Regions from separate parts of the Homo sapiens genome. Here region 2 is linked to region 1. A link is a loop called in an ENCODE intact Hi-C map of the cell type or tissue named here. Cell type or tissue: ascending aorta. All regions are shown on one strand. Each heading gives the region's core, and the rest is flanking DNA. Links, peaks and the distances in the headings are about the cores only.

What was found. Peaks named below come from ENCODE experiments on the same cell type or tissue, not always from the same donor. Only the 100,000 strongest peaks of a DNase experiment are listed, where the experiment ranks them.
Region 2: a loop joins it to region 1, with 4 times the contacts of the local background. A loop is called at or near these places in 53 of 110 quality-filtered maps.

What each region holds. Positions count from the first base shown.
Region 1 is chr10:13,062,746-13,077,210 of GRCh38, reverse strand. It overlaps a transcript of CCDC3 not described here. Among named protein-coding and RNA genes, the nearest start is that of OPTN, 30 kb to the left of the region's middle. RefSeq lists enhancers at 9,971-10,484, 10,485-10,999. In ascending aorta, for the core only: a CTCF peak has its summit at 2,193 (motif pointing right); a DNase peak (open chromatin) is centred at 2,190.
Region 2 is chr10:12,716,217-12,732,342 of GRCh38, reverse strand. The region is part of intron 3 of CAMK1D (calcium/calmodulin dependent protein kinase ID); the gene reads right to left. It overlaps MIR548Q (microRNA 548q), which reads left to right and starts at 6,990; the gene lies at 6,990-7,089. RefSeq lists a silencer at 1,192-1,241. In ascending aorta, for the core only: no CTCF peak of the experiment used is centred there; DNase peaks (open chromatin) are centred at 11,722 and 12,802; H3K4me3 peaks cover 579 bases; H3K27ac peaks cover 3,054 bases.

The DNA of each region.
Region 1 (14,465 bases), core at 1-5,000:
GGTGTTTAGGAATGCTTGTGATTTTTGCACTTGATTTTGTATCCTGAGATTTTGCTGAAGTTGCTTATCAGCTTAAGGAGATTTTGGGCTGAGACGATGGGGTTTTCTAAATATACAATGATGTCATGTGCAAATAGGGACAATTTGACTTCCTCTTTTCCTAATTGAATACCCTTTATTTCTTTCTCCTGCCTGATTGCCCTGGCCAGAACTTCCAACACTATGTGTAATAGGAGTGGTGAGAGAGGGCATCCCTCTCTTGTGCCAGTTTTCAAAGGGAATGGGAAGCAATTTTTGTCCCTTATGCAGCTTGTCCCTGCTACTCTGTCCTGTCTCCATTGGCTGGAGCCAGACCTCACAATATAAACTGAACCCGATTGGCTGACAATTTAAAACTTCTCTAAATAGGTGAAAGCAATGGAGAACAAGGGAAAGGAGGAAGTTGCTTACTAAAGGACTTAGAAAAGTAATAACATTCCCAAATAAGGAAGGGGCATAGGCTGCGAGCTGGGACATGTCTGTGAGCATGTCCAGCACAGATATCTTGGTTAAAGTACAAGGACATAGAATGTACTATGTGCCTGTGAGCATGTTTAATAACTACATAGGATAGGGCTTAACAAAGAGTTATTAGCACAAAGCAAGGAGGCTTGAAGGAAGTTAGTCTTTAAAAGGAACTATTACTTCTAACACTTATGATTTATTCTTTAACAAGGGAAACTTTGAGGAAGAAACTTTTTGCTTTCTACACAGGACACTCCTACGTCTGGGTCTGTTTAGTAAAGGTTATCAATCTGTTTCCTTAGCCACAAACATCTAGAGGCTAGGAATATCTAACTTTCGGGGAGGGCAGCCCAGCAAGTCCCAGCCTCATTTTTCCTAGTCCTCACCCAAGATGGAGTTGCTCTGGTTTGAATGCCTCTGACAACAATCCTAAATGTATTACTGTTGGCTGAATTGCTTTATCCTCTCTATTTTTCGTTTTAATTCCAGCCATCAACATTTGCCCATTTGCTAAGTTAGAAATTTGGAGGCAGCTTTGACTCTTCTGCCCATACTGAGTTAGCCATCGAGACCTGCCTCCTTTGCTTCCCTATTTCCCTGATACCTGCTTCCCTATTATTTTAGGTTTTTTTGTTTGCTTGTTTTAAGATAGGGTCTTGCTCTGTCACCCAGGCTGGAGTGCACTGGCACAATCTTGGCTCATTGCAACCTCTGCCTCCCAGGTTCAAGCAATTCTCCTGCCTCAGCCTTTGGATATCTGGGATTACAGGCACATGCCATGATGCCTGGCTATTTTTATTTTATTTTATTTTATTTTTTTAGTAGAGACAGAGTTTAGCCATGTTGGCCAGGCTGGTCTCAAACTCCTGACCTCAAGTGATCCGCTCACCTTGGCCACTGAAAGTGCTGGGATTACAGGTGTGGAGCCACCATGCCCGTGCGCCTACCCACATCGATACATAAAATTAACCATTGCACTGAGCAAATTGGTTAATCATCAATTTTTGAAAAGTATATTGAGCATTGAAGGCTCATCCAATTCTAGGCCAGGTTTCATGGAGAATCTATAATGCAAAGTCTTTATTCCTTCTTGTCTCCCCTCCCCACAAGGGTTTTTTCCTGGTTTATTTATTTATTTATTAGTGTTTCTTCCCTTATTTTTAGCAGATTCAATACTTTAGCGGTGGGAAGAGGTTCATCCTTAGGAGCTTCTAAACCATTACCCACCTACCCAGGCTGGGACGTCTAGAAAAAAAAAACAAAAAAACAAACGTGTCTGATGAAAATAGGAATATCTGTGTGTCATCTTCCCCGACTCAGATATCAATCACTTATTATTTCGTTTAAAAGCCAAAGAAACAAAAATACCCACTGATTTTGGAGCTCCTACATGTGCCAGTCACTATGCAGGATGCTGGGGATACAGTGATACGCAAAACAAAAAGTTGTTTATTGCTTGTTAAACAAAGCAAAGGCACTTTATGCACCAGCAGAGGAAATAGGAAAACCATAGTGGAAAAGACTCCCTAGCTTCTGAGATATTGATAAGAAGTTGGAGAGATGATTTGTTATAAAGGGATGTAAAGCCTCGTTTCAGTGGGAAACCATTCGTTCATCAGGGAGCCAGGTTTGCAGTGGGCACCTATGCGTCAGTTCTGATGTTCCCCGCCTACGATTGTTTGTCCATGTCCAGCAGATGGCGCCAAGTGACTGGCCGCGGCTGGGATGTACCGGGTCCTCTTTGGAAAACATGAAATCTATTTCTATAGGGCCAGCATCTTAAAGAAGGCACTCATATTGTCTGTTTGAGACCCTTTCTTTTGCTCCATTTTAATGTGATATGTGGATCAAAATAAGAAATAGACAATAAAATGGTTTCTCCTCCTGGAATGTGGTAATATTGTGGAATAACAGGAACACAGGTCTAACGTAGATAGCTGAGTAAAACAGCACCCAGACTTGCAGCCGGCACGGGGAACTCATGTGAGTGTGTGTATGTGTGTGCACGCGTATTTGTGCTTATGAGAAAGATTAAACAGTAAAGGATGGAAGTGATAACAAATGCTTTAACAAGGGTAAGGAGAAAGTATTGTAGAAAAATCTATAAAAGCTGAGGGAGTGGGAGAGGGGGAGGGGGAGGGAGAGTTAGTTCAAGTGAGCATGAGAGCTGGGACCTTGGATTAAAAGCATTAAAAGAACTCCAGAAGAAAAGATTTGATTCCGCCGGTTGTGGTGGCTCACGCCTGTAATCCCAGCACTTTGGGAGGTCGAGGTGGGCGGATCACCTGAAGTCGGGAGTTCGAGACCAGCCTGACCAATATGGAAAAACCCCGTCTCTACTACAAAAAAAAAAAAAAAAAAAAAAAAAAAAAAAAAAAAAATTAGCCGGGATATGGTGGTGCATGCCTGTAATCCCAGCTACTCGGGAGGCTGAGGCAGGAGAATTGCTTGAACCTGGGAGGCAGAGGTTGCAGTGAGCTGAGATCACGCCATTGCACTCCAGCCTGGGCAACAGGGGTGAAACTCTGTCTCAAAAAAAAAAAAAAAAAAAAATATATATATATATATATATATATATTTGATTCCTCTGTTTCTTGCAATCCTAGTAACAGGTGACTTGAATTTCAAGTGATTATCATATAAATGGAGGATTAGAAAAGAGACACCAACTCTGGAACCAGTTCAATGGAATTCTTCAAGAGACTGTAACTTAGTGCTTACAAAGACTTGGAATGATCTACACTGCATGGTGTACCTGTTAGAGGAGGTGACATCAAAGCTTTAGGTACTGAGAGAGGATACTTCCTACTGTGGAAGGGAAGAAAAGAAAAAAGCAAAGGTGAGTTGGAATGGTAGACCTGTTGGGTTTATTCTCTCATTGCTAAGCTTTTAAAATCTCTCATTTAAAAAAAATGTCTTGGGCAGGCCACCGTGGCTCATGCCTGTAATCCCAGCACCTAGGGAAGCTGGCATGGGAGGACTGCTTGAGCTCACGAGTTGGAGACCAGCCTAGGCAACATTGAGAAACCCTGTCTCTACAAAAAATTAGCCGAACGTGGTGGCAGGTGCTTGTAGTTGTAGCTGTAGCCTCCTAGCTACTCAGGAGGCTGAGGTGGGAGGATTGCTTGAGCCTAGGAGGGGGAGGTTGCAGTGAGCCAGCCTGGGTGACAGAGTGAGATCCTGTCTCAAAAAAAAAAGTCTTCATCTAATACGGTGAAAGATGGAAGGGGATGTGGTTACTCCTGCTCCAGTTGGATTTGTTTTCTCCATTTAGAAGCTGCTTTCAGAGCAGTAATGACACCTGAGTTTAGAAAACAGTTCCCTGTGTCTGTGCATCTTCCAGCTCAGTGTCCTATGTCACCTGTCCTGAGACATTCCAAGAAGGAAGACCAAAAGACAGCATTCTTGAGCTATTCCAAAGAGATCACAGAGGCCACCACCAAAGAGAAGACTAAGAATCTACCATAGTTTGCCCCGGTAAAATGGTATTTTTCTTAGGAACTATTGCAAGTTATAAAACTCCTAAGTGAAATGATTGTGTGGCCAGGGATAGTGGCTCATGCCTGTAATCCCAGCACTTTGGGAGGTCAAGGCAGGTGGATCATTAGAGGTCAGGAGTTCAAGACCAGCCTGACCAACATGGTGAAACTCGTCTCTACTAAAAATATAAAAATTAGCCAGGCGTGGTGGCACATGCCTGTAATCCCAGCTGCTTGGGAGGCTGAGGCAGGAGAATCGCTTGAACCCAGGAGGTGGAGGTTGCAGTGAGCCGAGATCATGCCACTGCACTCTAGCCTGGGTGACAGAGTGAGACTCTGTCTCAAAAAAAAAAAAAAAAAGAAAGAAAAGAAAAGAAAAGAAATGATTGTGCAGGCAGAAATGTCTTTAAGGCATCATTGTTGCAGAATTTTGCTCCTTAGTTCAGCTAAAACTGGGTTCATGTCACATGACCAGGAGACTTTAGACATGTGGACACATTGAAGGGTGTGCAGAGCAGCATTTTATTGGGCAAAAGGGGGAAAAAAAAAGAAAAAACTCAGCAAAGTGAGATGGAGTCCTATTAACAGGCCTCCCACCTCACAGGTTGAATCCCAGGCCACCACACAGGAACTGAAGAGCAGGCTCCTCCCCCTGCCTGTGGCTCCACCCCATTCTCCCAGTGCACATGTGAGCAGGCTCAGATGAAGCCCTGGGCATGTTCCCTCATCTGTACAGAAGCATCTGATGTAAACACTTGTGGGGTGGGTCGGAGATTCTCTGGGGACACCTTTATATCTGCCTAGGCATTTGGCTGTCTTATTCCCCCCTCTAAAGAAGTACATCCAACGGCGGTTAGAATAAGGTAAGGATAAGGATGATGACCAAAATTAACTGCTTTCTGCTAACAGGGGGCACTGTTTTGGGGAAAACAGCAGTCAGATCTCCCTCAGAGGCTTATCTAAGTATCCCCAGCAGAAAAGGCCATCGTCCGAGGCTCTGGTTGCATGATCATTTGGAGTTTGATAGCCTGAAGGCGAGAATAGACAACTGGGTTATTAGGAAACATATATCAAAACGAAACAAGGAGGTTACGGTAAGGACAGCTCAAAAAATCCCAAGGCCTTTTACTGGTTTGCAAAGTGGGAGGGGAGGCCAAAAGCCCAACTGGTTAAAAAAATAAAAAATGAAACTACCCTTTTGCCAGCATTTGGACTTCTGGGTTCCCTTCTCCTGAGCCCAGTACTAAACCAACCAGCCTAAGGTTTAGGAAATTAACTCTTCCCAGTTTGGAGAATGCATCTGAAGGGAGCGTCTCATAGTACAGAGACACCATTATATATCACTGAAGAGAGGACAGAGGAAAAAAAAAGGAAAAAGAAGGTGTTTTTTAGAGGAGTCCCAGGGGTTCAGGAGGCATTCAAAAGAGATACAGACTGAAGATGAATGGCTACCCATCCAGAAAGAAGGGAGCAGGCATCCCTGGTTCCTTTCTCTTACTAGCAAACACCCAGAGTACGTGAGGGACGGAAAGTGAGGCGTTCCTCTTTCTTTCCTCTGTCCTTGTATCCCCAAGTCCTGGCAGCCACAACAGGGTGCCACCTATGGGTGTCAAAGTGGCTTTCACCCATGTTAAAAGGAGGGCCTAAGGGATGGGAATATCCGCTCTTACCCACATACGCCCTGTCTCCCCTGCTGTCAGTAGCCTGTGAATTCCCTAGACCTCATTTATGCCGTGGATACTAGCATGACCTTTATCCGTGTAATGGGAAGCTTGGCTTAAGCAGCAGGAATTAGTCATGCTCACCTGTGCTGTGTCTTTTAACTGCCATTATCATCTGTCTCTGGATTCCTCAGATCCAGTTTTCTTTCCTAGGGCTTTGAGCTGAAGTTTGGAATTGAATTTGGGACAAAAATACGTCTTGAGGGGGGGTTGCGTGGACTCCTTATTATAAGCTGAATGCTGAGATGAAGCGGTGGAATTGAGTCCTCCTCCAACCAGGGAGAGAAAAGGATGTCTTGTGACACCCCTAGATCACTGGTGGCTATAGTTATGCTTGCTAAGATTTGGACGCATGGGGCTTGGCTTTGGTTAGCTCCCTTTGTCTTACTTTCCCAAAAAGGAAACCTCTGGGTGGTGGGCATCCTATTTATTTTCATCACCTGGAAGGATTTGCAGGATAACTGCTCAGAAGGAGAATACTGATCCAGATTTTTACGTCACCCATCCCTTTTGTTTTTTTCTGAGCTGCAGCCAGAGATTGCTGTTTGGTTCACAGGAACAAGCAGGGTTCGTCTAAAATGTAGGCAAAAAGTTAAAAACAATGAATGAATCTAGAACCTAATGATAAGTTTTGAAACATTATTTCTCTTTCTCTAGTCTTCATTTTTGTTAAAAACAAATCATGATAGGACTGGGTTGTTTGCAAAATAGACTTTAGTCTTATACTTGGCCCGATTATTTGCATAAAGTGCAGCAAGAATAATTATTTCCACATAGGCCTTTTAGATCGGCTTTCATGGAACTTTGTTCCACAGAGAATCTCAAATAAGACCTTTTAAAGCTGAGCCTAGTCATGGGTTTGTATCCTCAAATACCGATGAGTTGGGCAAACTCCTCTCTTCTTGAGGTTTCAAGAGATATGGTCCCTGGGTCTGTTGGAAAGTGACATTCTTTACCTACCGCAGGTTAGGAACCCTGTATGGGGACTGTGTACGAAGATATGAGGCCAGTTTCTCCCATGGGGCTTTATTGACTCTGCAAGTCAAGCTTGACTCCTTAAAGGGAAGCATACCTTTCCAGTCAAAGCCTCAGTAAAGCAACCAGGTTCTCCAATTGTGTCTTGTTGCAACCAGTTTCTCCAATTGTGTGCTGTTGCAAAAGAAAATGGATTCTTATTGCACTGATGCAAACAACTATATGGCCATAAATTAAGAATACTCACAACTAGTTTCCAAATTCTGGAGAAGCCAGGCAGAGAGACAGAGACAAATATACTCCAAATTTTGTTCACAGGAGTATACCTTACTCAATGATTAAAGGCTGTAAATAGCTCAAAATAAGTTTGCTTGACTCTGAAAAACAAAACAAGGATCAGCAATATTTCAAGCAAAAGTCAAAAGATTACCTCAGTTTTGTATTAGTTTAGACCGTTCAGTTAACTCTTGTTTTGCTTGATATTCATAAACATTTCATCTTTTCATGAGTCCTGTATGTTTTTCCTTTGGAATAATGTCACAATCTCCAAAGTTATCAGAAACCTGCATTTCAGAGCACCTGTCAAAGTTCTATAGCTGGTTATAAACCATCTGTTGAAGAGGATCAAAATAAGACAATTATCTGTAAATAACAAAATGTCCAGGGTAGTTATAGTCAGAAACATGATTGACAAATAAATTTGGTTATCTTCGTGGTTTACAATAACTTAATAACCTTAATTATGATTGATAGCGTATACTCAGACATTAGAATTTTAGACATCCCATACAATTTTGGAACATATATTAATATAATTCTCTAAAATCTAACCTGAAGATTAAACATCATTTTGGCAATCCAATGTACTTAAACATGTCAAATAATCCTGTTCACCTCTCTTTTGGATACTCCAGGGGCCCTCTGTAGCATCCAAAAAGCCAGGCATCAGGAAAGACAATTTTGAAACTGAAGTTTGATTTTGGGAAGTCTGTTATGTGTTAGAAATTTAAAACACCTGATGTTATGAAATACAATTCCAGATTGCCATAAATTATTTATTTTGCCAAAATAATGACTCAGAAATTTTAAAAAAGCAAAAAACCTTTTATAACCTTTTACAAATTTTGCTAAAGAGCAGATTAATGCCTTAAGAGTACCTTGTTGTGCTTTTATTTCAATGCTGAATTTATAGAAGACCATATAATAACCATTTGAATGTAGTTAATATGTTCACACATGGAATTTCTTTTGCAAGATTATTATTATTATTTTTTTGAGGCAGAGTTTCAGTCTTTGTTGCCCAGGCTGGAGTGCAATGGCACAATCTCGGCTCACCGCAACCTCTGCCTCCCGGGTTCAAGTGCTTCTCCTGCCTCAGCCTCCCGAGTAGCTGGGATTACAGGCATGTGCCACCACGCCCAGCTAATTTTGTATTTTTAGTGGAGATGGAGTTTCTCCATGTTGGTCAGGCTGGTCTCGAACTCCCGACCTCAGGTGATCCGCCTGCCTTGGCCTCCCAAAGTGCTGGGATTACAGGCATGAGCCACCACACCCGGCCAAGATTAATTTTTATACTCCTTTCATCATTTGATTAAACCTTCAGCTTTACCTTATCTAATTCAAAACAATCCTTCAAGCCTAGGAAAGAATTTACATTTCTACGCCTTCTTATCATCTTTTGCTAAAAACACATCTTACTGTTCTTATACACCTCACATGTAAATCTATTTCCAGTAGTTTCAGTTACATGTTATAATGGTAACTCCCAGCAATTTTTAACTTTTATGTAGAACCTAGTAAGTTGTTATAATTATGTACAAGTCGCAGCCAAGGTTTGACTCCTTCCAGCATAATTAAGGGTGTGGTTTATTCCATATGTCTGTAGGCCTCACCAGTTGTGAAGCAGGCAAGTCAAACTGTTCACAAAAACCAAAAAAGGCAGTTTATAACCTTAAAACATTTAGCAAACCTAATATCTGACCTGCATAATTTAGATCACCTATTTACATTTTGATGACATCTACATTTTACCAATAATCTTTAAGGCTGCTTTTATTCCTCGAGGATTAAAGTCATGTGAACTGAAAGGTACCACAGCTTTTATCTTCCCTTTTAAAAAATATTTGATTCAAGTGCTTATCCTCTTTTAAGTCAATGAAGTAGAGCTCTTTTTTATAGACATCACATACACGACACATATTTAACTACACAAGCAGAAGAAAATGCAGTAGCTGTGAAATTTTTCGTCTGCCAATCTCCTAATTGGATTATTGGCTTCCGGGTGTTGCCTTTTAAGAGACAGGGCCAGAAAAACATGCAGCTTTTAAGGCCTAATAAAATAGGCATGACTGGGAGGCAAAAACAGATTTTGAGAGGGATATATCTGCATTTAATTCCCGGGGTTCCATGAGAAAAACAGGTTTCTTCCCAAAACGGGGTTAGTGGCACCTTGTCTGTTTTTCCCAAGGAGTCCCATGCCCCCAGGAGTTATCTTAGGGCCTCTCATGCATACATTAAGAGTGACAAGGCAAAATGGAGAAAAATAATTCAGTCTACTGAGAAAAAGCCCTTTTCCAGCAAAGAGATCCAAGAAAACAAACAAACAAACAAAAAACGTAAAGACCTTTTAAATATACTTATAACTTGGATATCCACTTTTAATTAAGCTGAGTGCTCTTTGAGAAAAACCTTTTAACTGCCTTATTACCCAACTAGCCGTGCCAAGTGGCCAATATTTCTGGCTTTCAAACTTTGCTAAAGGTGATGTCCCAGGTGCTCAGAGAAAGGAAGATAAAAGGTGGTTCGTGGAGGGGAAGAGAATCAGCAACAGATCATGCAGATATCAAACCAGAAAGGACTTATTCCCTAAGCCAGGATTGAACCCGGCCGCCATTGTAAAATGGTGGAGGCTAAGACAAAACGTTGCCACGTGGTTACAGGTCATGCTCCCTAAAACAAGATGGAGGCCCGCAGCAAGGTTTGCTACTCACCATACAGAAAGTCATGCAAAGCCCACAAGACTGGCTACAGCTTAAGACCAACCTCACAAATCCTTTTTCATAATTAAAACTTTACAGAGAATATAAACAGTGATCCTTATTCCTGGCCTAGTAAAATGTCTTCAAAAAGGAAAAAAAAAACCTCTCACTTAAAAGTTAAATGCTGACAGGGTAGAGAAAAGGAAAAAATAGTTTAAAATGCAGGGTTGGAAAGATGCCTGGGGAAAATACCTCTTACTCTTATACAAATGGGTTCCTCCGACAGGGAGAGAAACTTAATTGCTGTCCACCATTGGGCACCCTTGGGCCATGGGCCATGCACCCCAACCCTGGCTGGGAGGGGAGCGGGGAACCCACCATTCGCCAGTCTATCTCGCAGGTGCCTGCAGCCATTGGGGTGAGGGGGTGTGCAGTTTCCTCTACCCTCAGAAGAAGCCCAAGGACAAAAAGGCTTGGAAGCGAAAGGGGAAAAAGATTTTTTGGTTCACATCTTACCCACCCCTCCTCAAGCCCCACACCTAGGAGCCAAAATGTTGCAGAATTTTGCTCCTTAGTTCAGCTAAAACTGGGCTCTAGCTTGTCAGAAGACCAGGAGAATTATATGTAGACACATTGAAGGGTGGGCAGAGGAGGGTTTTATTGGGCGAAAAGGGAAAAAAACAAAAAAACTCAGCAAAGTGAGGTGGCTTCCTGCTAACAAGTCCCCCACCTCACAGATTGAATCCCAGGTCACCACACAAGAACTGAAGAGCCAGGCTCCTCCCGCTGCCTGTGGCTCCACCCCGTTCCCCCAGTGCACGTGTGGGCAGGCTCAGACGAGGCCCTGGGCAGGTTCCCTCATCTGCACAAAAGCATCTGATGTCAACACTTGTGGGGTGGGTCGGAGGTTCTCTGGGGACACTGTTTTATCTGCCTAGGCATTTGGCTGTCTCATCATGGTATACAAATACTATGGGTTTTGCTGTTTGCCTTAATTCCAGTGATCTCACAACACTGGTGCCCAAAACTAAACATCTCTTTCTTCCAGGAAAATTGATTTCTTACAAAAGAATATTACAAACTGTTACAAGTTTGAGCTTAATTATAAAATCTGTGGAGAGGTGTGGTGTGTAATTCAGATTATTCCAATGAAGCAGTCAAAAAATATCTGCTAAAACATACCCTGGTAAACCAGTGGCTCTCAAATTTGTGGGCTAAAGAATCACCTGATTAGCTGAGCGTGGTGGTGCATACCTGTGGTCCCAGCTACTCAGAGGCTGAGGTGGGAGAATCACCTGAGCCCGGGAGGGCAAGGGTGCAGTGGGCCAAGATCGTACCATTGTACTCCAGTTTGGGTGATGGGAATGAGACCCTGTCTAAAAAAAAAAAATCACCTAGGGTGCTTGTTAAGCTGCAAATTCCTAGGCTCAACTCCAGATATTCTAATGAAAGGAACTGGGGATGGAGCCCAGGATTTTGCATCTCAATCATTTCAGATGATTCTGATGCAGAAGATTCAAAGACCTCTTTTAGAGAAACATTACCCTAAGCAAGGGCAGAGTTGGTCAGTTGCAGAGGTCTTCCAACTCACTTCCCACTCATTCGTTCACTCATTCTTTCCTGAACTTATTAATTCAACAAACATTTATAGTGCCCTATCATTGTACATGGTGATGTGGACTTGGTAATGTAAAGAGACTCGGTTCCTGTCTGGATGGAACTTATATCTAATGACTGATATATATATATGACATTGATGTATGATTGACAGCATCAACTGGTAAGTATTGAATGTGTCCATACATGCCAAAGAGAATGTTGCAGGGATTTAGAAGGAAGTTGTGTCAACGTGGGTTCAAGTGGGCAGGAATGGAGGAGCTATTCTGTGGAGGGGGTAGGACATTGCCTGGGCCCTGACTGTTGAGGAATGAGCAGGATATCGAAGAGAAGGAAACAGCATTAGCTTCATATCGTAATTATTAAGCAAGAACGTTCTTAATATCCATAAGCCTATACTAAAGATAGAGTGGCCAAGCATGCCCAGGATTAAAACTATAATCTCATTAACTACCTTCCAAGGAGAAATAAAGAATAAGAAGTGAGAAGTTCCTGAATCAGCAACATCATCTCCTTGTTTTTTCAATATTCTGATGCCCATTGGACCATTTTTATGCTAATAAGTTGATCAATAGTAGGATGTTTTGATGTGACGTGTTTATATGGTATTGCTTTTCTCCTAGGTCCATATCTATTTCATCCAGCTACTTCCAAAAAGTTAAAAACACTAAACATAAGATCCTTGTAGGATATAAACAATTAGCACTCTAGGAAGATTAGGACTGTTTGAAACCAAGAGAGGCAGGTTAATCTAATTAAAAATTACTTCTTATTTAACAAAGAGATCTGTATTCATTAAGACTTCTACTTAGACATACTATTTTTAGCTATATTTTGCCAATCCTATTACATGTGTGAAAAATAAATAAATCTCGGAAATCTTGGGGCTGCAAAATCACTAAGCTAAAGAGGAAAGTCAAGCTGAGAATTGCTTAGGGACAACCTGCCTCCCACTCTATTCAAAGTCATCCCTCTGCTCACCGAGATAAATGCATATCTGATTGCCTCCCTTGGGAAAAGCTGATCAGAAACTCAAAAGGATGTAACCATTTGTCTCTCATCTACCTGTGACCTAGAAGCCTTCTCCTTACTTCAGTTGTCCTGCCTTTCAGGACAGAACCAGTGTATGTCTTTTATTTATTTATTTATTAGACAGAGTCTCATTCTGTCGCCCAGGCTGGAGTGCAGTGGCCCCTGATCTTGGCTCACTGCAAGCTCCGCCTTCCAGGTTCACGCCATTCTCCTGCCTCAGCCTCCCCAGTAGCTAGGACTACAGGCACCCACCACCATACCCGGCTAATTTTTTATATTTTTTTAGTAGAGATGGGGTTTCATCATGTTAGCCAGGACCAGTGTACATCTTACATGTATTGATTGCTATCTCATGGCTCCCTAGAATGTATAAAAGTAAGCTGTGCCCTGACCACCTTGGGCACATGTCGTGAGGATCTCCTGAGGCTGTGTCACAGGCACATGTCCTCAAGCTTGGCAAAACAAACTTTCTAAATTAACTGAGACCTGGCTCAGATTTTCAGGGTTCACACATGAAAGAAATTTTATGTAATTTATTTCGTGAAGACCAATTTCTAGCTGTCCAGCTACTGTTACATTTCATGTCTTAATCTGTAAAACAGGTTTAATAGCCCCTGACTCAGAGAGGTGTTTGAGGATGAACTGAGAGGACAGTTGTGATTGACTTTTAAAACCCATGCTGGCCGGGCACAGTGGCTCACGCCTGTAATCCCTGCACTTTCGGAGGCTGAGGCAGGTGGATCACGAGGTCAGGAGATCGAGACCAACCTGGCCAACATGGTGAAACCCTGTCTACTAAAAATACAAAAATTATCTGGGCATGGTGGTGTGCACCTGTAGTCCCAGCTACTTGGGAGGCTGAGGCAGGAGAATCACTTGAATCAGGGAGGCGGAGGTTGCAGTGAGCCGAGATGGCACCATTGCACTCCAGCGTGACGACAGAGCGAGACAATGTCTCAAAAAACAACAACATCAACAACAACAAAAAAAAACGACTCACACTAAGAATGAGTGTAAGTTATGAGTTTTCCAGCCATTCTAAAATCTTCCTCGGGATAAAAAGCAGGATCGCAGAGAGCTAGAACATACAATTCTACCTCATCCCAGAACTTGCAAGATATTATATTAACAAGGAAGGCTTCCCAGCCCTTCTTGTTAATATCTTACAAAGCATGCAAGCCAAAATACTGAAGCATTTGTATCCCAGAGTTTCCATGAGTTTGTAGAGAGGTGGTACATCTGGTGGAACAGACTCTGGCGCTAGGCGACTGGGTTTTTAATCTTAGATCCATTCCTTACTATTTACGTGGCTTTGAAGGTACTGAACCTTGATGTGCCTTAGTTTTCTTATCTGTGAAGTAGACATAAAAAGATTGTTGTGATTCAATGAATCCATAAACATCTACACACATAAAGCATTCCTATCTGCCCCTAGAGAAGGTTGTGTTAGCTGTTGTCATGAGCTCTGATGTTAAGGAAGGTACCCAAGGGCATGACAGTTTCAGTTTCATGGAGTGTATAGGAAGACTGGAGATGTATTGATACATACATAAAAATCAAATAGAGGATGGAAAATTAGCAGGACACCATGCCTAGAACAATTATTTATATTGTAACCACCCAAGGGGTTCAACTTGCCCACTGCCTAGACAGAGCTGATAAATCAAGACAGGGGAACTGCAATAGAGAAAGAGTAATTCACACAGAGCCGGCTGTGTGGGAGACCAGGGTTTTGTTATTACTCAAATCAGTCTCCCCGAACATTCGGGGAGCAAAGTTTTTAAAAATAACTTGGTGGGTGGGGGTAAGCCAGTGAGCCAGGAGTGCTGATTGGTCAGAGATGAAATTGGTAAGCCAGTGAGCCAGGAGTGCTGATTGGTCAGAGATGAAATCGGTAAGCCAGTGAGCCAAGGGTGCTGATTGGTCAGAGATGAAATGGCCGTGAGTCAGCTGTCTTCTTGCACTGAGTCAGTTACTGGGTGGGGGCCATAAGAGCAGATGAGCAAGTTTATTGATCTGGGTAGTGTCAGATGATCCATCAAGTGCAGGGCATGCAAAATATCTCATGCACTGATCTTAGGAGCAGTTTAGGGAGGGTCAGAATCTTGTAGCCTCCAGCTGCATGACTCCTAAACCGTAATTTCTAATCTTGTGGCTAA
Region 2 (16,126 bases), core at 8,768-13,767, 350 kb after region 1:
CTAACATATTCCTATCTTGATACCTACAAACCTCAACATGCATGGAGATGACCCTGCCCATATCTGAGCCTCTCAGGTATTTGTTATTTATTTATTTTGTTTTAGACAGAGTCTTTCTCTGTTGCCCAGGCTGGAGTGCAATGGCGCAACCTGGGCTCACTGCAACCTCCGCCTCCCAGGTTCAAGCAATTCTCCTGCCTCAGCCTCCTGAGTAGTTGGGATTACAGGCACGCGCCACCACACCCAGTTACTTTTTGTATTTTTAGTAAGACGGGGTTTCACCATGCTGGTCAGGCTGTTCTCAAACTCCTGGCCTCGTGACCCACCCGTCTCAGCCTCCCAAAGTGCTGGGATTACATGCGTGAGCCACCGTGCCCAGCATCTCTAAGGTATTTGAATGGAGTCCAATTCAGTCCTCCTCCCTACCCCATCGTCCATTCGGGTTTGTGGTCATGCCCTAGACCTCGTCATTATCAGGAACTGCAACCCCATCCTAAATCTCACCATCAAGCAGCCTCCTCTCTGATCTCCACCTTCAATCTTTCCAGCCCACTCCTTCTAACACCCAGATTCCGATAATCCTCCAGTCCCATTGAGACCTCCAATCCATCTTTCCATCTGTCATCTTTTCACTATTACCTGCCAACTCGATGCTCTCTCTTGCTCCCTCTTGCTCCCTTAGATTCCACAGCTGATCACTGCTGCTCCTTGCCATACACCGTCCCTCTTCTTTCTGTCTTATTTACTTGGCAAAGCCATGGCTCTGGTTAGACCCAACTCTTACCTCCTCTGTGCCTGCACCAGTGCAGCTGAACATGAGGTGGAAACATGTACAGACTTGCTTTAAACTCCCGATCATGCTGACCCCTGATACTTTTATTTCTCTAGTCCGCTCACTTTCATGACTTTTCTCCAACAACTATTTCACAACTTCTCCTCTTCTCCAATCTCTATTTCCCAAGATTCTCAGCAGATGACTTGGCTTCCACTTTCACTGAGAAAATAGAAACAATCAGAAGAGAATTCCCACAGACTTTCACCACCAGAAGCATCTGCACCAAGTTACTCCACATTCTCTCCCTTCATAGAGGACGCACGATCCTTCTACAGCCAATCTTGCACGTACACTAGATCTCATTCCCGCTCCACTGCTCAAGGACCTGATTTGAGCAATTCTCTCCACTTTCTTTGATAGCACTGCCTTCCCTTCTCTCTGCTGGTTCACTTTAATTGGAACACAAATACACTGTACTTTTTCTCATTAAAACGAACCAAACCAAACCAAACCAAACCAAAACCAAAACCTTATCTTGATCTCATTTCCCCTGCCAGCGACTGCCCTATTTCTCTCTTCTCCTTTGCAGCAAAGTGTCTCAAACATACTCTTTCATTCTCACATTTAAATCCTCTCCCCAGGAGACTTTCTAGAACATTCAGCTCCAATCAAGCTTCTGGCCCTAGCACTTCACAAACAGCGTTTTTGTCAGAATCACCAGTATCATGATTCTATGTTGCTGAACAAAGCAGTCAGTTCTCAGTCCTCATCCTACTTGAGCTACCAGTGGGGCTGGACCCTGGAGACCACTCCTTCCTCCCTAAACCACCTTCTCGACTTACCTTCCAAGGTACCGCTATTGATTTTCTGCCTATTCCACCAGCCACCCCTTCTCAGTCTCCCTTCTGGGTTCTTCCTCTTCTCCCCAGCTCTTAATGTTGGTCAGCCCCAGAGCTCAGTCTGTAGCCCTTCCCTCTGTCTACTCTCACTACCTTGGTGCTCTCATCCTGGCTCGTGGATGAAGGTTCAAATCAATACACCAATGGTCCCCTCCACCCCCAATGTGTATCTATAGCCCAGGCTTTTATCCTAAATATATCCAACGGCCTATTCAAACTCTTCACTTGGATATGACTCAGATGTTTCAAACTCAGCACATCCAAGAATGAAATCCTGATCTTCCCCCCAAATCGGTGCTGACCCCGTGCTTCCCCATCTTAGTCATGGGCAACTCCATCTTTCAGGTGCTTTGGGCAAAAATCTTGGCATCACCTTTGACCCCTCTGTTTCCCTTACTGGCCCATCTTCAACCTACCAGGGAATGCTAATGGTCCTGAAGATACATCCAGAATCCTACCCCATCTCCCTATCTCCCTGGCAACCATCCTGGCCTAAAACACATCCTAACTAGGTCCCTCGGTCACTGGGTCACTGCCGCAGCCTCCCAACACTCTCCCTGCTTTCACCACTGCCCCCTACTGTCCATTCTCAACATAGCACAGCAGCCAGAGTGGTTCTGTTCAAACGCAAGTGGGATCACAATTCGCCTCTGTCCAAATCTCCCAGCGGCTCTGCATCCTCCTCAGAGTCAGCCCAAAGTCCAGGAGTCCTGGGGAGCCTAAAACGCTCTATGGGACGAGGCCTCCTGTTACATCTCAACCCCTATTTCTGTCTTTTGTCCCCGACCTCACCAGCATTAGCTGCACCAGCCTTCCGCTGGGCCTTGGCCACACCAGGCACCCTCGCACTTCGGGTGTCCTCACTTACCATTCCCCCTGCCTGCAATGCTCTTCCTGAAAATATCTGCAACCTCTACCCATGTGGCTCCTTTAGGCTGCTTAGCTGTCACCTGCTCCCTGAAGTTTAACCGTCCCTCCTCCTCGAATATTTAATCTCTCTACACCACTTAATCCTTTTTAAAAACAAATTATTATTTTTTGAGACAGGGTCTCATTCTGTCACCCAGGCTGGAGTGCAGTGGCAACATCATAGCTCACTGCAGCCCGGGCTCAAGTGACCCTCCCGCCTCACCCTTCCACGTAGCTGGGACTACAAGTGCACACCACCATACCTGGCTAATTTAAAAAAAAATTCTGTAGAGACGAGGTCTTGCTATGTTACCCAGGCTGGTCTTGAACCCCCGACCTCAAGCAGTCCTCCCACCTTGGCCTCCCAAAGTGCTGCGATTACAGGCATGAGCCACTGTGCTCGGTCCCACTTTAATCTGTTCTATAGGTACTCGGCATCTTCTAACATGCTACAGAATTTGCTTATTTATTATGTTTATTGGTACTACCTCTCCCTGCTCCATGGAGGTGGAGATCTTATTGAATTTTGTAACCTAGAACAGCCACGGGCACTCAGCACATATTCAGCCAGATTTGCTGAACGAAAAACACGCACAGGACTGCCCTGTCCCATGCTCCAAAGCTCCTTTATTCTTGGAATTCTATGGTGCCCAACCACGATGACATGAAGGCACAAAGGACAGCATGACGCCAAATATTAATAACTTTAGTAAGGAAGAACTATTTCACTGACTTTTCAGTTTTTTCATGCATTGCAGTATCATCTTTTTTAACTTGTTCCCTCTTGTTACAGAGTTAGTAGTAGTTATCGTTCATTTCAGAAGTGATCTGCAAATGATCATATTCAGTACTTGAATGTCTTTTAGACTTTTCTGTAGGCAGACACAAGCCTGAAGAGGGAGCAACGGCAGAGGCACGTGTGCGTGCGCACACATACACACACACACACGCACTCCCAAAGCCAGACACCAGCAGCAGTCTCCAGGCAGACACTGACTTCAGCGGCCAAGGCATGCATCTCTGTGGCATGAAAACTACGGGGTGAGGGTGGTGAGTGGAATTGAAAGGGCAGCCAGAGAAACCGATCTGCCTCATCCTAACGCAGCTGTCCACAGCGCAAAGCCATTATCCCCTTATGATAAATGTGGAAGCCAAGTCTCGGGCTCAGCCTTATTATCACACCAACAGTGCAATACTGGATCACCTCACACACAGTAACTCACAACCTGCAGTTTCTAAACACAGATCCCGTCAGACCACTTAAAACACTGCTCTCGATGCCAGTGCACAATAACGGGTTACTTTGGCCCTGTAGTGGCCAATTACTCCCAGCTAAGGGCTCTGCTAATGGACTAACATTATAACACAATTCGAATGTTTGTACCGATGTAACTAGCGCTGCCCAAGAATCTGTCCACGCAGCCAAGAAGGCTCACAATGCAAACTGGGCTGTCCCTGCAAGATGTTAGCACCAAGAGGGTAGCTAGAAAAACATGCAGCATCTTCTTATATCTTTAATCGAACAAAAATGCAAAGCTGCTACATTTACTAAGAAGGGCAATGCAGTGACTCCAGAAGCCCTCTAACACACATGACAAATCTGGAATTGCAACTCAGTGCTATGGAGGCACCATCTCTGTTTTACTCACAGGGAAGCCTTTGACACATTTGTCAGGATAAACGGCTGTAATCAAGGCCGGGAGCTGTGACTCACGCCTGTAATCCCCACACTTTAGGAGGCCGAGGCGGGCGGATCATTGGAGGTCAGGAGTCCGAGACCAGCCCGGCCAGCATGGTGAAATCCCGTCTCTACTAAAAATACAAAAATCAGCTGGGCATAGTGGCACATGCCTGTACTCCCAGCTACTCAGGATGCTGAGGCAGAAGAATCGCCTGAACCCAGGAGGCAGAGGTTGCAGCAAACTGAGATCGCGCGCCCCTGTACTCCAGCCTAGGTGACAGAGCGAGACTCAGTCTCAAAAAAAAAAAAAAGGCTGTGATTAATTTAGAAGCCTGACACATGTGAAACATTTCCTGGCTCTTAGGTGCATCCTATGATATATTGTGATACGCCAGATTCTGCCCTTGTACGTAATCAAATAAAAAAACCTCACTGCGTTGATGCTGGCAGTTGTGTTTCAGGCTGTGGTGTGTTTCCAGGAACCTCCATGATATGAAAGATTGTGCCCAGAAGACACTGTTGTCTGTTGTGTGTAACTTATGCCTCTGAATGTTTTATCATCCCAACAATGGTGCTTGTTCCATAAAACATCGTGGCCCAGTGCACACTATTCTCAATCACAGTGCAAACGTTGTCAAAACACAAATTCCTTAGGCAGTCACATGCTATCAGTAAAAATGCTTCTTGAAGGAAGCTAGTGAGAAATATCGTTACATAAGCACAGACCAGTGATGCCTGCTTTGCCCTAAATGATTATTTAACCTCAGATCCACAAATCCATTCTGCTTTGATGTCTCTGAGTCATAACCTTCTTAACACTTCTGGACTTGAAAGGGATTGTTTTAAAAAGTCTTCAGAAGCCTGTAAGTTGTAGCCTAGCATCATCAAAACGAGGCTCAGTTTTGCTTCCCTTGCTCAGATGATGAGTTTTTACAAAACCGTAAAGCCCCAGCTCCTGGCTATTTGGGCCCCATGAGCCACAAGCCTCCGTCAGCACATGTGCCATGCATGCTACACAGGCCCTGGGCTGCGCAGGCTGAGGATAACGCGGAAGGGGAGCCTGGGTGTGGGGCCACGGGCATGGCGTGCCGTAGGCCTGACTGAATACAGCCGCTCCTCACCATGGCCCTGGGCAGCTGGGAGCACAGGGGCCTGAGGGGGCTGGGTTCAAATGAATTCTCACCTGGATGCACGAACACGTGCAAAGCATTTTTTAAATGAGCTATCCCGTTGAAGCAAAAGTGAGAACTCAAAACTCTGTCCCATGTTTGAAAACCACAGTCATAGTAGGTAAGGTTGTGGGCTCAAGAACCTGGAAGACGTTTGAGCAAATCCAAGCTCCGTCACTGAGGCAAGTCACCATGTCTCCAAGTCTCAGTTTCTTCAATCATCATGGAACTAGTGTGAGAATTTAATGAATTCTATAAAGCGTTGAGCACAGCCTTGCACTATATACAGCAGGTATAAAAATAATTACTAATAACAACGATGGCATGTCCTGGTCGTGGCTTCTGTAGAATTATTTTCTGAGACATGTCTCTTTTAATTCTCCTGCGGCACTAGGTCTAATTAAAGTTGACAATGTGTAAGTCAGCTTTCCGCTTAACTACAGTATTCCCTTCTTTTTTTAATTTTTTTACTTATTTATTTTATTTTTTGAGACAGAGTCTTGCTCTGTCTGGACTGGAGTCCAGTGGTGCAATCTGGGCTCACTGCAACCTCTGCCTCCCAGGTTCAAGTGATTCTCTTGCCTCAGCCTCCCAAGTAGCTGGGACTACAGGTGCGTGCCACTATGCCCAGCTAATTTTTTATATTTTAGTAGAAACAGGGTTTCACCATGTTGGTTAAGACAGTCTTGATCTCCTGACCTTGTGATCCACCCGCCTAGGCCTCCCAAAGTAATGGGATTACAGGCATGAGCCACTGCACCCGGCCCAGTATTCCCTTTGTAACATTACCAAGTCATCAATTCTATTTTATAGGTTAAGTAAAAAGAGAAATAGTCTATATACTAGAAAACCAGGCCGGGTGACGTGGCTCATGCCTGTAATGCCAATACTTTGGGAGGCCGAGGTGGGCAGATCACCTGAGATCAGGAGTTTGAAACCAGCCTGGCCAACATGAGGAAGCCCCGTCTATACTAAAAATACAAAAATTAGCTGGGTGTGATGGTGGGCGCCTGTAATGCCAGCTACTTGGGAGGCTGAGGCAAGAGAATTGCTTGAGCCTGGGAGGTGGAGGTTGCTGTGAGCCGAGATCATGCCACTGCACTCCAGCCTGGGCAACAGAGTGAGACTCCAGCTCAAAAACAGCAAAGAAAACCATATTATTCAGTAGTGTGTAGCTGGCTAGACGAACATGACCAGTTTTGGAATCCCGTGCATTCCTTCTCCCACAGAAGCAGGTGTAGACACGCCTCATGATGTTGCTCTTTCCTGCAAGATGCCGAAATGAGAGAAGACTGTTGAGAAAATAAAGTAGTAATTGACATTGCCAGTGGGTACTTATGACTTTTTAAGAAAGCTGTTAAACTTTGTCAGATTACTAACTCTTCTGGCTAAATCATCTTTTTAGAAATCATGTTTGGATTCATATATTTGAGCTGACAATGCACTTTACTCTCTCTTGAAAATTACTACTTTGATGTCCTTTAGTGTTGAGGAAGAAAACCCCCTACTTTTGAGTTTAATGGAAAGAAGCTACAAATACTTTCACACGTAAGAATATATTAGGCTGGTGCAAAAGTAATGGCGGTTTTTGCCATTACTTTTCATTTTTACCATTAAAAGTAATGGCAAAAAGCATGATTACTTTTTCACCAACCTAAGATTCATGCATTCCAAGGGTGCCGATTTCCATGGCTGACAAAGAGCCCCTGCTGTTATTTTCTTACTGGCTCCTGTGGCAATGTGGGCAGGTACCAGGCAGGGATCTGCAAGCTGAGTCCACAGAGGACTGCGGATCTGAGGGTTCTCCAGCTGCCCCCAGTCCACACGGCTAAGGAGAAACACAGTGGGACCCTTGCTTCTGCTGCAAAACACTAGACGGATGTGCCTGGTTATCATTTGTGAAGTTTAGATTGTTGAAAGAGATGTGGTTGAAAGAAACGTGCCTTTTTTCTTTTCACAGTTACATCAAACATCTCAGGTGGCAGACGCTGAGACACGGAGAGATCACTTTTTTTTTTTTGGTTTTTTAAGAGATGGGGTCTGGCTCTGTCACCCAGGCTGGAGTGCAGCAGTGTGACCGTAGCTCACTGCAGCCTCCAACTCAGACGGATCACATTCTGTCACCTGGCTAGACCCAAGTGAAGGCCCACAGAACTCAGGCTGCCCTGAGCTGGGCTTTATTTCATTCACACAGAAGCATCTCCTTCCTATGAAGCTCAGACAGCGGTTGCCCGGTGTCAAGCTCCTCAAAGTATTAATATTTTCCCAAACAGCCATTTAAATGTGAGGACTTCTCAGTGTCTAGGACAACTGGGATGTATTCACTTGCTTTCTTTAAAGTGGATTTACAAGGTTTTGCTTTTGTCCAGCAATCACATTCCATTTTTTATACCAGAAGATGCAGAGTGATGGGTGTAGTAAATCCAAAGCAGATGAGACCTCTGCACAAGCAAAACTCCTGTAAGTGAAGTGACTCCTATCCTAAGTGACTCCAGAACCCACTCAAGGACTCGGAAAGCCCCAGAACACAAACCCTGGCCCCCAGAGTCCCTTCTCCATGCACACGAATGCCATTTTCCTCACTTTGTTAAAACAGAAGGCAGCCCAAGACAAAAAGATAGAAACACATTTAAAAACCTGCTAATGGAGGCCCAGCACTTTGGGAGGCTGTGGTGGGTGGATCACTTGAGGTCAAAGTTTGAGATCAACCTGGCCAACATGGTGAAACCTCATCTCTATTACAAATATAAAAATTTGGCCCGGCATGGTGGCCGGCGTCTGTAATCCCAACTCCTCGGGAGGCCGAGGCACGAGAATTGCTTGAACCTGGGAGGTAGAGGTTGCAGTGAGCTGGGATCACGCCACTGCACTCCAGCCTGTGCGACAGAATGTCAAAACACCACCGCATGTTCTCACTCATAGGTGGGAATTGAACAATGAGAACATCTGGACACAGGAAGGGGAACATCACACACCGGGGCCTGTTGTGGGGTAGGGGGAGTGGGGAGGGATAGCATTAGGAGATAAACCTAATGTAAATGACGAGTTAATGGGTGCAGCACACCAACATGGCACATGTATACATATGTAACAAACCTGCACATTGTGCACATGTACCCTAGAACTTAAAGTATAATAAAAAATATAAAAAAAGAATGTCAAAACAACAACAACAACAAAACCTGCTAATAGAGTTTTAAACTACTGCAAGGATATAAACATAATTATTTATGATGTATTTTAATAGAAAAAAATGCCTTTCAATTTACATAGTAACTATTCTGCCTCTTGGAGGTCTTGCTTTCATTCATAAGTAGGCTGATTAGTGATGAGCTTACACATTAGCAAAAGATGCATGTTCATCTGTACCATATTGCAATTCCTGTATGCCTTAATGTAATCAATACTACTGCGGTATTTTCAGTAGATAACCTTCCTTAAGTAGATAACCTTCCCCTCCTTTTCTGAGATGAGATGCCCCAAAAACGATTCAGGGAAATGCAGGATTTAATTAGTTTGGGTTCTGTCATTTACCATCTGTGTGAGGTCAGGGAAGCTTTCTAACCTTGTGAGCTGCAGATGCCTCATCTGTTACATGGAAGAGGTCAGACATCTTTTCCTTTTAAAGCAAAAATTCTACAATTCTCCCGTTCAGACCGTTCAAACACCTAATAAATCTCAATTCTCCCAAACTGCAGCCTGCCTCCTTCCAAATAATGATAAATTCTCAATTAATTAAGTGTGACTCAATGAGATTGCTTTAAGACGTGTGGGCCTGCAATACACAAGCCCACTGCCTGACACCCTGGGACTTTAGCCTCTTCACGTCCATTTCTTCTTTTCCCCATGTGGTGTTCACATAGTTCTTCCTCCCATGTGGACTCCGGAACACCTTCCTTTCTGCCTTTTCCCATCTACACTCAAATTCCAGCCCACACCATTTTCCACCTGCCCCGAGAGCACCGATTATACCTCCGTTAGAGATATACTAATGAACACTTTCAATATTCTGTCACATACTTATTAAATCACATTTCCTGACTCTTTACTCTCTTCTACTTCTCACTCTTGTTCCAAGTAGTTCCCAATAGATCACATCCTTTTTAGTGATCAGGGCCATGCCTTACATTTCTGTTTCCGCCTTAATGCTAGAAACTCTGTTAGGACAGGGATTTTAATCTTATAGCTTCAAGTTTAAATGGTAAGGACCTTTGAACTGACCTCGTCCAGATCCTTTGGTAGGCCGGAGGGGAAGAAACCAACATTTGCCAAATGGCTATTGTGTGCCCAGTGTTTGGCTAAGAATTCCTCATAACTTCTCTATGAAGTATCATTTTCTCCACTTACAGATGAGGATGCTGAAGGGCAAATTTCTATAACTTCTAGGGGATAACTTTGTAACTTACACTACTTTTCAAATTCTTTGGAGTTATCTTTTTTTTTTTTTTTTTTTTTTTTTTTTTGAGGCGGAGTCTCACTTTGTTGCCCAGGCTGGAGGTGCAGTGGCACAATCTTGGCTCATTGCAAGCTCTGCCTCCTGGGTTCACACCATTCTCCTGCCTCAGCCTCCCTAGTAGCTGGGACTACAGGCACCCACCACCAAGCCCGGCTAATTGTTTTGTATTTTTAGTAGAGATGGGGTTTCACTGTGTTATCCCCGGGATGGTCTCGATCTCCAGACTTCGTGATCCGCCCGCCTCAGCCTCCCAAAGTGCTGGGATTACAGGCGTGAGCCACCGCGCCCAGCCTGGAGTTATCTTAAAGTCTACCATGGACTGTCTCCCAAAATGCATATACTGAAATCCTAACACCCAAGGTGATGGTGTTAGGAATGGGGGGCCTGTGGAGGTGATTAGGTCATGAGGGTGGAGCCATTGTGAATGGGATTAACGCCCTTATAAAAGGGACCTCAGAAAGCTACCTCACTTAGGGAAACAGAGCCCCCTCTTGTTATAGAGCCTGCTGCACTTAGAAGGCAGCGAGGGGTTTCAGTAACTCCTACTGTTAAAAACTCCTACTGTCTAAAACCTCTGTTATAGACATTAGGTCTACAGTGGTAATTCTGACACCTGGAGTCTAGGGCCATGTCCGTAACCAGTGCTTGTCTATCAAAGGAGGCACTGGTCCACACAACCCTAATCTCCCCCTAGTCATTTCCCATCGAGCCATGTGGCCTAATGACTACTATCTGGAGGCACCTAGTTCATGCATGTGTGTACCTGTTACTACGGGTTACCCTCTGCTAGGTAATAAGCTCTGTGAGCACAGGGTCCTTGTCTATTTTGTTCACTACTATATTCCTGATGCCTACAAAGGCCCTGGCACCTAGTAGCTGCTCAGTAAATATTTTTTGGATGGATGGATAGATGGATGGATGGATGGATGGATGGATGGATGGTGGATGGTAGCCAGTGAAAGAACACAAAATTTTGAAGCTTGGAGCCATCTAATACCATGGATCCCAGATTTTGATCTGCTCCCAACAGTGCTAAATTGAGTAATGCACAGCCCGCCGATACATTTCCTGTGATTAAATCCTATTCTTCCCTGTATGGAGTTCCAGAAGGTGTTTTTATAAGTTGGTTATATTTGGAACAAGAAGTGAAGAAATTGCTAGCCCTCATCAAGGCTGTCCATTAAGTGAGAAAAAAGCCTGTGACTGGTCTCGAATTACTTATCGAGTAATTGAAATGTGTGGGGAACCACGACAGGATATAAGACTAACGGCCACGCTATTCTGTACGTCCAAGCTTCTCTAGACATTAGCCCCTTGACCGTGAAGATCTCGCTGATTGGGCATGCGCATGTTTGCTAATCACGTGGCACAGTTTAGCCAGTTTGTGATTATTTGTGTACAAATGTCTCTATCTCACCCAAAGACAACAAAAGCCCTGCAGGTCAGGGCCTATTTATATCATCTCACACAAAGCCTTGTCAAGAGTCTCCGCTGAATGGATTCACCAATTCCAGAAGACAGGTGCCCTGTCGTTCACTTTTGAAAAATGACTCACGTGGTTCATTTATGTCCTTGGGCCTGCAGTTAATTCAATTCTAAGGCTGAAATGACTGAGGGAGGACAAGGCACACAACAGGCTTCTCAGCATAACTTGCCAAGAACAATCTCCTTACCGTGGAGAGGAAAACCCTTGAATCCTTATTGATTCTTCGGGGCCATTCGAGAGGGAAAAATAATCTTCTCACTCTTGTAGTTTCAATCTCAAAAAAGGGTTGAAGGGCTCCTATTTCCCTGTCAAACTCTGTTAAGACATTCAGGGCACTGTGCCAGCCACTGGCTTGGGACAATGAGTCTCTGTTTGCTTAGCTAAGATTAGAGAATGTGTCAACAGTCTTATCTACCACGTCATCTCTAGATCTTATTACCCTTAAGCAATGAGTGGGTTGAAAGATTAGTAGGAATGCCTAGAAGTAACTTGTTGGAAGAAACTGGTCACAGACCTGCCAAGGTTTGTCATCACTCAGCATGTCTGTGAAGTTCAAGGGAACTGTGTCTTTAATGGGACTGTCTAAAATCATCTGTAAATGAAGGCCTAAGACCAAGAGGCACATTGTCTCCATGATGCTCTGATGCCCAGCCTCTTCTCTCACTGATACCCCAAGAGTGACTCTTCGCTAGGAATTCTGCAGACGGACCAGGCTGGGTTCTTTTATACCCTAATTCAAGTCATGAGTCCTGAGTGACATCCAGTCCTCTGTGGTTCAGATGGAAAAGCGTTTGAGTGGCTCTGTTGTTCACCTCCAAAGGCATCCCTCCTTCCAGGTGACAACAGCTGGGTATTAGAAGCATGTTCTTAAAGGTCTTGCTACTCAAAGGGTTGTCCTTGGACCAGTCCTTGGTATCACATGGGAGCTTGTTCTAGATGCAAATTCATGCCTCCTTTCCTACCCAGACCCACTGAATCAGCATCTCAGAAGGCAGGGCCCAGCAACCTTTGCTTTAGTGATACCCTCAGGTAATTCTTCTGTGTGCTAAAACTCGAGCTGGATTGCTCGCAACTGTCCCCTTCTCAACCACACTTCCCAGAGGACTGGAATCTAAAGGCTGGGATGCGATGAGCAATTATTTTCTAGTCTCTACACCTGCTAAAAGAGTGTTATCCATAGGTTTCATCCTGGGATAACTGTGAAACAGCCTTGCCAGGTAAAAAGTGCTCCCTGAAGGAGGAGGAGTAAGAGTGGCAGGGACGCAGTGGTTCAGTGCTGGCACTGGGTTCTTCCTGAGTTCCTTCAGTTTCCTAGTGAGTGGTTCTGTCAGTGGAAAGGTTAGTGCAAAGTGGCTCTAACCCTAAAAAGTGAAACAGGATTCTGTTGAAGATTGCTCAATCCAGCCTACTCACTCCTTCCTGCCTCACCCCTGCCCACAGGCGCCAGGAAAGTGTTTCCTCCCAGATTTCTCTTGATACAAGAGACCTAGGGTGGTGCATTCATGAAATGAGGGAAATTCTTTTTACAGTTTTCTTTTTTCTTTTCTTTTTTTTTTTCCTGAGGCACAGTCTCACTCTGTTGCCCAGGCTGGAGTGCAGTTGGTGTGATCTCGGCTCACTGCAACCTCCACCTCTTAGGTTCAAGTGATCCTCCTGCCTCAGCCTCCCAAGTAGCTGGGATTACAGGCATGCACCATCACGCCTGGTTACTTTTTGTCTTTTTAGTAGAGACGGGGTTTCATCATGTTGGCCAGGCTGGTCTCGAACTCCTGACCTCAGGTGATCCACCCGCCTCAGCCTCCCAAAGTGCTGGGATTACAGATGTGAGCACTGTGCCCGGCCTCTATAACAATTTTAATGGGGAACTTCCCATGAGAACCTTCGGTCAAAAATCGTGTAATTGTCGTACCTTGTCTCTATTTCTTTTTGATGAGATGAATCTACCCCACTGGGTTTCAGTGGACTTAGCAGATGTGGAAGTGCCCAAGAGTGGGGTCTATGCAAAAGAAGCAGGCAAGGCTAGCAGGGACTGTTCGTTAGATGAGCAGTACATGACTTACAGATTCTCTGGGTGTCAACTCCTAGTGCTGTCTTAGGGAGAGTTAGGTGGCCCAGTTATGAGACTGATAAGGTACGGTGTGCTCAGTAGAAAATGGTTAGTAGAGAGAAAAAGAAAGAAGAGGTGAGGCATTTCAACTTTGAATGAAAAAAACCAAAAGAGCCAACGAAGATTCTAAGTCATGATGCATGTGGTAAAACCATTTTGAAGATCTTGTATCATAACCTGTTTTTAAATCATTAAACGAAGAAACAAAAACCTCCAACGGACAACTCTAAACCTGTAACTTCAGCTCGAAACTCTGAAGACCTGCTCACATTACAAGTTTAGGGCATTATTCTAAATTTACTCGGGAAAAGTCCATTTATTTCCCCCAGGTGGAGATTTTTAAACCTAAGGGAGCCATCTGGTGGCTTGAGTGTCTACTAATTAAAATCCTTTTAGCCATAAGATTCCCACCTTGTGGGTACCGTCACTGAAGCAAATGGCGTAAGATACACCAGAGTTGACGAGAAACTTTCTTATGCTGTATAAAAATCAAATATTGCAATTTAGACAAATCAAGCCAAAATTCAAGGTGAGTGGTAATTCTGGTATTTTTTCTACCTGCTTAAAAGAAACCAAATAGTGTCTGTGAATCATTAAAAGTTGTCTTTCGAACCCTATTTCAAGACTGCATGTTTTAACATGAGACAACCCAATCATTACAAAACTAGAAATCGATCCAAAAAACATGAGTCAACGGCTTGCTGAAATGACACACGGGTTTGACGAGCTTTGGATCCTGCCCTTACTTTGTAAGGGGTCAGAAAAGAATGGTAGAAGAGAAGCTCCTACTTAGAAAAAGAAAATTTCAACTCCTAAGCATTGTGAATAAAAATAATTTAGTATGAAATATGCCCTTTCAGGTCTATAATGACACACTGCACTAGTTAATGATTTCAGTATAGTATCTATATCTTTCAATGCTGAAATTTCTTTCTTTGCATCTTTTTTTTTTCTTTTTTTTTTTTTTTTGACAGGGTCTCACTCTGTTGCCCAGGCTGGAGTGCAGTGATGCAATCGTGGCTCACTGTAGCCTCAAACTCCTGGGCTCAAGCAATCCTCCCACTTCAGCCTCCCAAGTAGCTGGGACTACAGGTGTGCACCACCACATCCAGCTTTTTTTTTTTTTTTTCAATTTTTTGTAGAGACAAAGCCTCTCTATGTTATCCAGGCTGGTCTCGAACTCCTGGCCTTAAGTGATACTCTCACCTCAGCCTCCTGAGTAGCTAAGACCACAGGCATGCACCAGTAAACCTGGCTATTTTTTTTTTTTACTTTTGTAGAGAAGAGGTCTATGTTGCCTGGGCTGGTCAAAATCTTTTTTTCGTGGAGAAAAATGTACATGTATTGTTCTCATCAGGAAGGAGAAAAGACCACTTCCAAACTTCAGATAGTGGCCTTGAGTAAGAGGCAGTTCTGCTAACAATAACTTCGCCTATTTTTCTTCCAATGTCTCCATTACTCCAAGCTGCCTGGCAGTGAATATATTACTGGGAATGGTGGTGATTATTTTTTTATAAGGACTATCCGGTGGCTTTCATGAAAGCCTAATTATACTGATTTTACTGGCAACCAAGAGGAACAAGCAGTTAAGAGTTCCTCATTATTTCCCTTATAGTTCACTGTGAAAGCATAACTTGGCTATAAACATGTACCAAAAAATTGGAGTAAATGTTGAAAATCAAAATGTAATTTTTAAAATTACTTACAAAACCAATACAAAGACTGCTTTTTAAAAAGATATTATGTCTGCTGAATAATACTTTAAACCAAATGTAATAAAAGACTGAAATGTACATTATCACTGGACTACTCCTCAAGTAATGGCATTCTGTTTTTAACACTGACCAATACATTTAAAATGAGAAAATATCACAGTGTATCCTCTGTGAATACATATACCCTGATTTATCTGGGTAGAAGCATTGCTCACAGGATCTGGTGCTGCCAGTTCACGCTTTCCCTTGCTCCCCTCCTTGCTCTAGTAAGAGAGTCCCGACAGCCAGGCCGCGGGTGATGGTACCAGCCTGGCCTCTACTCCCATCACGAATTGCAGTGAACACCACGCTAAGCATGCACACTGGGTCAAGATACCAGTTCAATTCCAGAAATATAGTTAAAAAAAATTCAGCCAGTGTTCCAGGCCCACTCTCTGCATGATGCCATACTGTTAATTTAGTTGAATTGTTCCAATTCACATGACGCAGTCGTAGCCTTCATCTCGGGGGATGGAAATGGGGCAAAGAAGGTGCAGGGTGCTGGGTGTGCAAAACACTAGGTGTGAGAAGTTCTCATGACACGGCACATACTTATTGCTATGAACCAAATGCATTTTCATTCTCAGAGCCCCTCTGTCTCCCATGCACCACTCTGAGGCTTTTGAACAAATTGGCTCAACACGTACAACACTAGACGGAACAGTAGGCAGGCCCAGTGCAAATTTTTCTGGCAAAGTCAAGAAAGCCGGAGGGTCTGATGCAATGGTTCTCAAGCTGGGGTGATTCTGTCCCGCAGGGGACATATGACAATGTTTGGAGACCGGGGATGCTACTGGCATCTAGTGGGTGGAAGCCAGGGGTGCTGATAAACATCCTACAATACACAAGACATCCTCTGCAGCAAAGAATTCTCCAGCCCCAGATGTCAA